Regions from separate parts of the Homo sapiens genome. Here region 2 is linked to region 1. A link is an interaction called in ENCODE POLR2A ChIA-PET data of the cell type or tissue named here. Cell type or tissue: CD4-positive, alpha-beta T cell. All regions are shown on one strand. Each heading gives the region's core, and the rest is flanking DNA. Links, peaks and the distances in the headings are about the cores only. Region 1 overlaps CALM3 (calmodulin 3). Region 2 has its middle 27 kb from the start of PNMA8B.

Region 1 (4,383 bases), core at 259-4,258:
GCCCAGGGGACGGCAGCTACAGCAGCCTCTGCGTCCTGGTCCGCCAGCACCTCCCGCTTCTCCGTGGTGACTTGGCGCCGCTTCCTCACATCTGTGCTCCGTGCCCTCTTCCCTGCCTCTTCCCTCGCCCACCTGCCTGCCCCCATACTCCCCCAGCGGAGAGCATGATCCGTGCCCTTGCTTCTGACTTTCGCCTCTGGGACAAGTAAGTCAATGTGGGCAGTTCAGTCGTCTGGGTTTTTTCCCCTTTTCTGTTCATTTCATCTGGCTCCCCCCACCACCTCCCCACCCCACCCCCCACCCCCTGCTTCCCCTCACTGCCCAGGTCGATCAAGTGGCTTTTCCTGGGACCTGCCCAGCTTTGAGAATCTCTTCTCATCCACCCTCTGGCACCCAGCCTCTGAGGGAAGGAGGGATGGGGCATAGTGGGAGACCCAGCCAAGAGCTGAGGGTAAGGGCAGGTAGGCGTGAGGCTGTGGACATTTTCGGAATGTTTTGGTTTTGTTTTTTTTAAACCGGGCAATATTGTGTTCAGTTCAAGCTGTGAAGAAAAATATATATCAATGTTTTCCAATAAAATACAGTGACTACCTGATTTGGCTCCTCTCCTCCTGTCTCAGTTTCTGGCCTGCCCCCCTCCAACACACATACACACCAACCCCAGCACTGACTCCTTTGGCCCAGAGGTGGAAGAGCCTCTCCTCAAAGCTGGCTCTGAAGCTGTGTCCAGTCAGTGCAGCCCAGTGGACGCCTCTGAACCACAGTTCTGATCCCAGCTAGATCGCAGGGTCATCAACGGCAGGGTCCTGTCCTAGAGATAGTCGCACAAATGGACTGAAAGGCGGGGACTGAGAAGGCTCCTCTGAGGCAGGCCCATCATGCCATGGGAGCACACAGAGAAGGGGTCAGCCCAGTCAGGTGGCAGGACTGAGCTGAGACCTACCTGAAAGATGGGCAGTCCCCTAGCCGGGTAGGGGAAGGACGGAAGGGCATTCCAGTTCGGGGGGACGACATGTATGGAAGCCCTGAGGCAAGAGAAGCCCAGACATCAAGGAACTGAAGGAAATCCAGCGAGACTGGGTGAGAGCCCCGAGCAGCTTGGAGCCCAGCCGGGTGAAGAGAGGAAGGCAGGGGCAGGCCCTGCAGTGGGTGAGCCTCTTGATGCTTTGGGGAGAGGGGTGGCATTCACTGCTTTAGTCTCACAGGCAGCCAAAACATGCCAAGTTTGGATCTACAGTGGTGAGAAAGGCATGGTCCTGAGCTCACAGGGAGGGCACGGGACTCAGTGTTGGTTTGAAGATCTGAAACAAAAAGCCCAAAACAATTGCAAACCACACAAGGCAGAGTACAAACCACTATGCGGTCACAGCCAAATTACAAACCACAGAAAGCTCAACTTTCTCGTGGCAAGTGGGGATGTGAGGAAGAAGCCGCCTCAACAGCGCCCAGTGGCACATTCCTGTAATCCTCCTACTTTGAGAGGCTGAGGCAGGAGGATTGCTTGATGCCAAGAGTTTGAGACCAGCCTGGGCAACATAGCAAGACCCTCCCATTCCAGTGGGGCTATAGTGGAGGGATGGGTCAGAATCCTCAAGGGCTCTTCTCATTCTCCCTCGGGGGAATGGGGAATGAGAGGTTAATAAGCATTGTCTTTAACTTCTGAGCTTCTCACACAGGAGCTGGGCAAGGGTGGAGCAGAGACAGAAGTCAGTGGAATAAAAAGAGGTCCTTCCACTCATCTGCACTTGGCCTCAGAGGGCAGGGGAAGCCTGGCCCAATCCCAGGGCCCTCCTTGTGGCAGAGAGATCAGGCCTCGGCTGGGTTTTCCTGGTGCATCCCAGTCACCGGAGCCAGCGGCGAGGGTGGAGACATTGGGAGTGGCAGGCCATTTTCCAGGGCCCCAGCTTCTGGGCCCCCTTTTCCTGCCACCTGGTTGTGGCTTGGCATTTGGTGGTGCAGTAAAGACGGTAGAGTATAGTGGATAACTTGGGGTCTGAGCAAAAGCACCTGCCTTAGCATTCCGGTTCCAGCACTTACCTGCCTTGTGGCCTTGGGCAGATGCCTTAGAGTTTCTGGACCTCAATGACCCTGTCCACAAAATGGGGGTATAATGGTACCTGCCTCCTGAGCTGAGGATTGGATGAGGCTACAGGAAGGAGGGGGGTGTGCAGTGCTCAGGAAGTGTTCTGTGAGCACCTGCCGCCACTGGCTGGGTGCTTCCTGCTTCATGGGCTGCCTTTGAAGCTCTGCATCCATGAGCTCATCGGAGCCTTAAAGCAACCATTTGGGCTGGATGCCATTAGTTCCCATTTTGCTGACCAGGAAACTGAGGCCCAGAGAAGTGAAGTCACTACTGCAAGGTTATGAAGTAGGAAGTGACACAGCCGGAATCTGAACCAGATCTAACCCTGAGGAGTCCAAGCCCACAGCAGCTGGGCTTTAGGGTAAATGGTAGTTTAAAAACAGACAGACTTCAGGCAGGCCAGAGCCAGAGCCAGTGGGGAGGCCAGGCTGAGGCTGGCGTCCCAGTGGTGGGGTCTGAAATGGGAGCTGCCCCCTTAGCAGTAAGGGTACCTGAGAAAAATTCTGGTCTAGTAGTTGAGTCAAAGATGGGCTGTGGTTTCCCACAGGATTGGGCTCAAATCCCAGGTTGAGACTCACTCACAAGAGTGAGTCTTCGTGCTCACTAAGTCCCAAGGGGCCACCTCTGCCACTTCAATAAACTTGGAGCAGCGATTTAACTTCCCTTGGCCTCCATTTACAAGTCTGCAAAATGGCAAAGGATAATAATCTGTAAAGGAAGACGATACAAATATCCACCAACTTGGGTTGTGCCAAACTTTTTTTTTTTTTTTTTTTTTTTTTTTTTTTTTGAGATGGAGTCTCACTCTTGTCTCCCAGGCTGGAGTGCAATGGCATGATCTCGGTTCACTGCAACCTCTGCCTCCCAGGTTCAAGTGATTCTCCTGCCTCAGCCTCCCGAGTAGCTGGGATTACAGGGTCATGCCACCATGCCCGGCTAATTTTTGTATTTTGGTAGAAACGGGGTTTCACCATGTTAGCCAGGCTGGTCTCTAATTCCTGACCTCAAATGACCTCCGCCTGCCTCAACCTCCCAAAGTGCTGGGATGCCAAACTCTCTCTCTTTTCGCCTCCCCCTACCCCCCCATGCCCCCCCTTCCCCCCCAGCCTAGGCTGGAATGCAGTGGCGCCATCTCGGCTCACTGCAACTTCCGCCTCCCAGGTTCAAGCAATTCTCCTGCCTCAGCCTCCTGAATAGCTGGGATCACAGGCGCCACGCCCCACTAATTTCTTTTGTATTTTAGTAGAGACGGGGTTTCACCGTGTTGCCCAGGCTGGTCTCAAACTCCTGAGCTCAGGCAGTCCGCCCGCCTCGGCCTCCCAAAGTACTAGGATTACAGGCGTGAGCCACCGCGCCCGGCCGTGCCAAACTTTATAGACATCATTTCACTTAGTTCATACCCAGGCTGGATGGACTGATTAAAACGCAGCACCCGCTCAAGGTGTGCGGACCCTGCCCAGGCTTGCCGGCAGGAGTCACTAGAGAAATCTGGCAGTAGAGGAGTGGAGGCCGGGCAGGTGAAGCCTCTTGCACCACACTTACTGGAAGCAGCTGAGCGGGGTCTCAAAGCCCAGCGCACTCGGATCCCAACGCCCACGCCTTCTCCCACCGCATCCCGGTACCCATGCTTCTCAGCGGCCTATAAGTAGTTTCCCCCTTGGGCCCTATGTTTTGAAAGACTTTTACTGCCAGACAGGCTACATTATTAAATAATCATGACTTCCCTTCCCATTTTTTATTAATCAAAGACAAATAGACCGCACTCAGCTTCTAATGGCCCCTGGGCAAGCGCTGAGGGGAGCCGGCTCCAGCCCAAAGAAGAGAAATGCCTAGACCGGGAGTCATTTCCAGTTCAGCCTCGCAGGTCTACCAGACCAGCTCAAAACCTGTCCTGAGAAAGTGACTAGAGAAGGGGACTTACCAGGGATGCCCAACCAGGGCCGCCTGGGATCCTCGGGCTCCCAAGGATCCCCTCACTTCCCAGAGGGTGGCTCTGGGGCCACTCCTGAGTGTCACTCCCAGTGTGACCAGCAGGTGGGGCAATGACCACGGAAGACCCTGAAGAGCTGCAACTCCCAGGCCCAGCCCACGGCATAAATCTGTGTGCGCCGGTGTTTAAGTCCCATTTGTGGGTCAGGCCGGGTGCTAGGGAGATGGGAATGAATAAAAAGAAAGAAATCGTAAAATGAATCAAGTCCCCTTGAGTCCCCCGTTCCCAGCACATCACTTCCTGAGCCCCACCCCAGACTAGGGCAGGCGCCTAGAGCAGTCAGCCTCTGTGTCTGCTGGTTTGAGCCAAC
Region 2 (4,383 bases), core at 316-4,315, 89 kb before region 1:
GTGATGCGTGTGTACAGGGAAGGGAGGAATTGTTAGTAGCCATCTTTGAAGGCTGCTGACCTCCGTGTCTTTCTTTCTGTGTTTAATAGTATGCCTAGAATAATAATACCACCTAGAATATTATATAATAATGCCTAGAATATTATAGAAAAATAATATCAGACGTATTATTTTTATGATGATAGATATTTTTTTAAATAATGCAATAAATTGTGGGAAACTTGTTGGTTGGACCAAGAATCTACAGAAATAAGTGAAACCTGGCTGGACGCGGTGACTCATGTCTGTAATCCCAGCACTTTGAGAGGCTGAGGTGGGCAGATCACTTGAGATCAGGGGTTCAGGACCAGCCTTGGCCAACATGGTGAAAACCGTCTCTACTAAAAATACAAAAATTAGCCAGGCATGGTGGCAGGCAATTGTAATTCCAGCTACTTGGGACGCAGAGGTGGAAGAATCGCTTAAACCCGGGAGGCGGAGGTTGCAGTGAGCCGAGATCGCGCCAGCCACTGCACTCCAGCCTGGACGATGGAGCGAGACTCTGTCCCTGTCCCGCCCCCTCCAAAAAAAAGACACAGCAAAAGAAAAGACACAGAGAAGAAGAGAAGGCCAGAGACTGGAGCCAAGAGACATCAAGAGCCCCCAGAAGCTGGAGGAGGCAAGAAAGGATTCTCCCATAGAACCTTCAGAGCCAACAAGGCCCTGCTGGCATCTTTGTTTTGAACATCTGGCCTCCGGAACTGTGAGAAAATAAGCGTCTGTTATTTTTAGCCACCAAGTTTGTGAGAATTTATGACAGCAGCTCTAGAAAATGAACACAGACATAGACAGAGAGAGGGAGACTGATCTGAATGTAGATGGAGATGTGGATATAGTTGCAGATAGAGGATAAGCTACCAATAAGGATATAGCAGCCCCTATGGTGTAGGTATAGATTAGGATAGAGCTGTGGGCGTAGACATGGATATAGACATAAACATCAATGTAGACATAGATATTACTGTGGATATAGACATAGAAGGAGATAAAATAGACCTTGAAGGGCCGGGCACGGTGGCTCACGCCTGTAATCCCAGCACTTTGGGAGGCTGAGGTGGGCGGATCACCTGAAGTTAGGAGTTCGAGACCAGCCTGGCCAACATGGTGAAACCCCATCTCTACTAAAAACACAAAAATTAGCCAGACGTGGTGGCCCACGCCTGTAGTCCCAGCTACTCGGGAGGCTGAGGCAAGAGAATCACTTGAACCCGGGAGACGGGGGTTGCAGTGAGCCAAGATCGCACCACTGCACTCCAGCCTAGGCAACAGAGCAAGACTCCATCTCAAAAACAACAAACAAACCGAAAAAACAGACCTTGAGGAAAGCTTGAGGAAGGAATGGGGTCACCTGGGCTAACTATGGGCCATTGCCAACAGGAGGTCACAGCAGATGTCATGGAGACAGCCTCCTACAAACGCTCCACAGCTAAGCTCTTCAGGTTTTCTGGAAAATCCCAAGTATCAGAAATTGCTTTCTTGGTTGGGCACAGTGGCTAATGCCTGTAATCCCAACACCTTGGGAGGCCAAGACAGGAAGATTGCTTGAGGCCAGGAGTTCAAGACCAGCCTGGGCAACATAGCAAGACCTGTCTCTTAAAAAAAAAAAAAAAAAAAAAAGCTTTCTTTCACTCCTCCAGTCATCCTGCTCTTTTCTAGTTTCTGGATAATCAATTTGACCCCCAAAATGTGAAAACACAATTCATTGTTTTCAGTCAAAAGTTGTATTTTTCTTTTCTTTTTGAGACAGAGTCTTGCTCTGTTGCCCAGACTGGAGTGCAATGGCGTGATTATGGCTCACTGTAGCCTTGACCTCCTGGCCTGTAGTGATCCTCCCGTGTTAGTCTGCCAAGGAGCTGGGATTACAGGTGTGAGCCAGGGCACCCAGACTTCAGTATGAAGTTTTCTCTCCCTTCTCTTACCTTTCTCATATAAATCCTGTTTTGCTTTTGAACGTTGACAACAGTCCTATGACCATCTCCCTCCCCTTTGCATGCCAGTGTCCAAAACAAAATCAGATCCAATGAATAAATATTTAAAAGTTTGTTGTCATTAAAAAAAAGTGGGGACAGGGCACAATCCAGGAGACCTCAACCCAGGTAGTAAGAAGCTCAGAGGCATGTTGTTACAGGATGGCTGAGAAAGCAAAAATCAGGAAGTGGTTTAACCTTTACAGTGACTGTCTATACAGTGGAGGTTTCCAGATTGCACGGGACTGGTTAAAAGCAATCCTCTTATATCATTTGGGGAAGGCAACTTAAGTTTCGTTTATGATTATCAGAGGCATTTGTAAGAAATAACCTAAGCTGGCTGGGTGCGGTGGCTCACCCCTGTAATCCCAGCACTTTGGGAGACTGAGGCAGACAGATCACTTGAGGTCAGGAGTTTGAGACCAGCCTGAGCAACATGGTGAAACCCCGTCTCTACTAAAAAAAAAAAAATACAAAATACAAAAATTAGCAGGGCGTGGTGGTGCGTGCCTGTAATCCCAGCTACTTGGCAGGCTGAAGCACAAGAATTGCTTGAACCCCGGAGATGGAGGCTGCAGTGAGCAGAGATCATGCCACTATACTCCAGCCTGGGTCACAGAGCAAGATTCCATGAAAGAAAGAAAGAAAGAAAGAAAGAGAGAAAGGAAAGGAGAAAGGAAAGAAAGGGAGAGAGATAGCCGGGCGTGGTGGCTCACGCCTGTAATCCCAGCACTTTGGGAGGCCAAGGTGGGCGGATCACGAGGTCAGGAGATTGAGACCATCCTGGCTAACATGGTGAAACCCCGTCTCTATTAAATATACAAAAAATTAGGTGGCGGGCGCCTGTAGTTCCAGCTACTCGGGAGGCTGAAGCAGGAGAATGGCGTGAACCCAGAAGGCGGAACTTGCAGTGAGCCGAGATCGCACCACTGAACTCCAGCCTGGGCGACAGAGCCAGACTCCATCTCAGAAAAAAAAAAAAAAAACAAGGGAGAGAGATTGAGAGAGAGATCGAGATCTAAGTTGAGTTTCGCTTACATTCAAAAGTCAGAGTACCTTAGGTTTTGCTTATGTGGCCTGATTTTGTCTTCTTGGGGAATTCTCAGTCCGGATCCACCCCCCCTAGTTTTGTGTGTGTGTGTGTGAAACAGGGTCTCGCTCGGTTGCCCAGGCTGGAGTGAATGGCACGATCGCAGCTCACTGTAGCCTTAACCTCCTGTGCTCAGGTGATCCTGTTGCCTCAGCCTCGCAAGTAGCTGGGACCACAGGCATGCACCACTTTGTGCAGCTAATTTTTTTTTTTTTACTTTTATAGAGATGGAGTCTTGCCATGTTGCCCAGGCTGGTCTCAAACTCCTGGGCTCAAGGATCCTCCCAATTTGGCCTCCCAAAGTGTTGAGATTACAGGTGTGAGCCACTGCGCCTGGCTCCCCCCATTTTATTTTAACAACTTTCCCCTTTTGACATAGCAAGCTGAGGGGGTAATGAAATCGTATAGCATTACTTTCTGGGAGTGCTATTGGCTGGGACAGATGGGTGTATAGTCATTTTTGATAGCTGCATAGTCATCTTAGACATATGTGGTAGAGTCCTTAGGTTCTCCAAGTTGTCTAATGCAGATGGGTGTCATTAGTTGCATCAGTGGCTGTTGAGAGGCATTGGAAACCCTTAAGAGGATGCAACTCCCAGGGAGGTTAATATCATGACTAGGAGGAGAATAATATAGCCAAGGGTTGGAAAATTCACCAGAGGAGAGATTCCCAGGAGCCAAGATGTAACCAACTAAATAAATAAATGGAAAAAGTATCACCTATCTGATAAGATTTACATCTGTTCTTTAAAATCCTCTGAAGTGTGGGCAAAAATTCTTGATATATTAACACAGAAATGACAGCTTCATTCATTATACCTCCTTTTTGGGCAGTTAGAGTAGCTCAGACTCATACATTTTGTGAAATTATTGAAGCAAGGCTAGAAACCTCGGTTTGTAAGCCTTGGAGGAAATTAACAGTGTCATTGAAGTTTTTTTCTAAAGTTTTAGAGCATTTATAATAGCCCCTTCCTTCCTTCCTTCTTTTTCTTTTTCTGTTTCTGTTTTTGTTTTTTGATATGGAGTCTTGCTCTCTTGCCCAGGCTGGAGTGCAGGAGTGCAGTGGCATGATCTTGGACCACTGCAACCTCCCCTTCCTGGGTTCAAGCAATTCTCCTGCCTCAGCCTCCCAAGTACCTAGGACTACAGGTGTGCACCACCACACCCAGCTAATTTTAGTATTTTTAGTAGAGACGAAGTTTCACCATGTTGGCCAGGCTGGCATTGAACTCCTTACCTCAAGTGATCCACCCGCCTCGGCCTCCCAAAGTGCTGGGATTACAGGTG

Evidence for each region. ChIA-PET counts read pairs that join two places held together with the same protein. Peaks named below come from ENCODE experiments on the same cell type or tissue, not always from the same donor. Only the 100,000 strongest peaks of a DNase experiment are listed, where the experiment ranks them.
Region 2: POLR2A ChIA-PET joins it to region 1 with 20 read pairs; 12 of 35 experiments call an interaction of 5 or more read pairs at or near these places.

The regions. Positions count from the first base shown.
Region 1 is chr19:46,610,188-46,614,570 of GRCh38, forward strand. It overlaps CALM3 (calmodulin 3), which reads left to right. Exons shown (of 6, transcript NM_005184.4): 6 at 1-595. It also overlaps a transcript of PTGIR not described here. Among named protein-coding and RNA genes, the nearest start is that of CALM3, 11 kb to the left of the region's middle. RefSeq lists enhancers at 4,014-4,063, 4,234-4,333. In CD4-positive, alpha-beta T cell, for the core only: a CTCF peak has its summit at 4,132 (motif pointing right); DNase peaks (open chromatin) are centred at 1,334, 2,204 and 4,134; H3K4me3 peaks cover 1,172 bases; H3K27ac peaks cover 2,537 bases.
Region 2 is chr19:46,520,914-46,525,296 of GRCh38, forward strand. It overlaps the pseudogene PPP5D1P. Among named protein-coding and RNA genes, the nearest start is that of PNMA8B, 27 kb to the left of the region's middle. RefSeq lists a silencer at 1,177-1,356. In CD4-positive, alpha-beta T cell, for the core only: no CTCF peak of the experiment used is centred there; a DNase peak (open chromatin) is centred at 2,228; H3K27ac peaks cover 1,132 bases.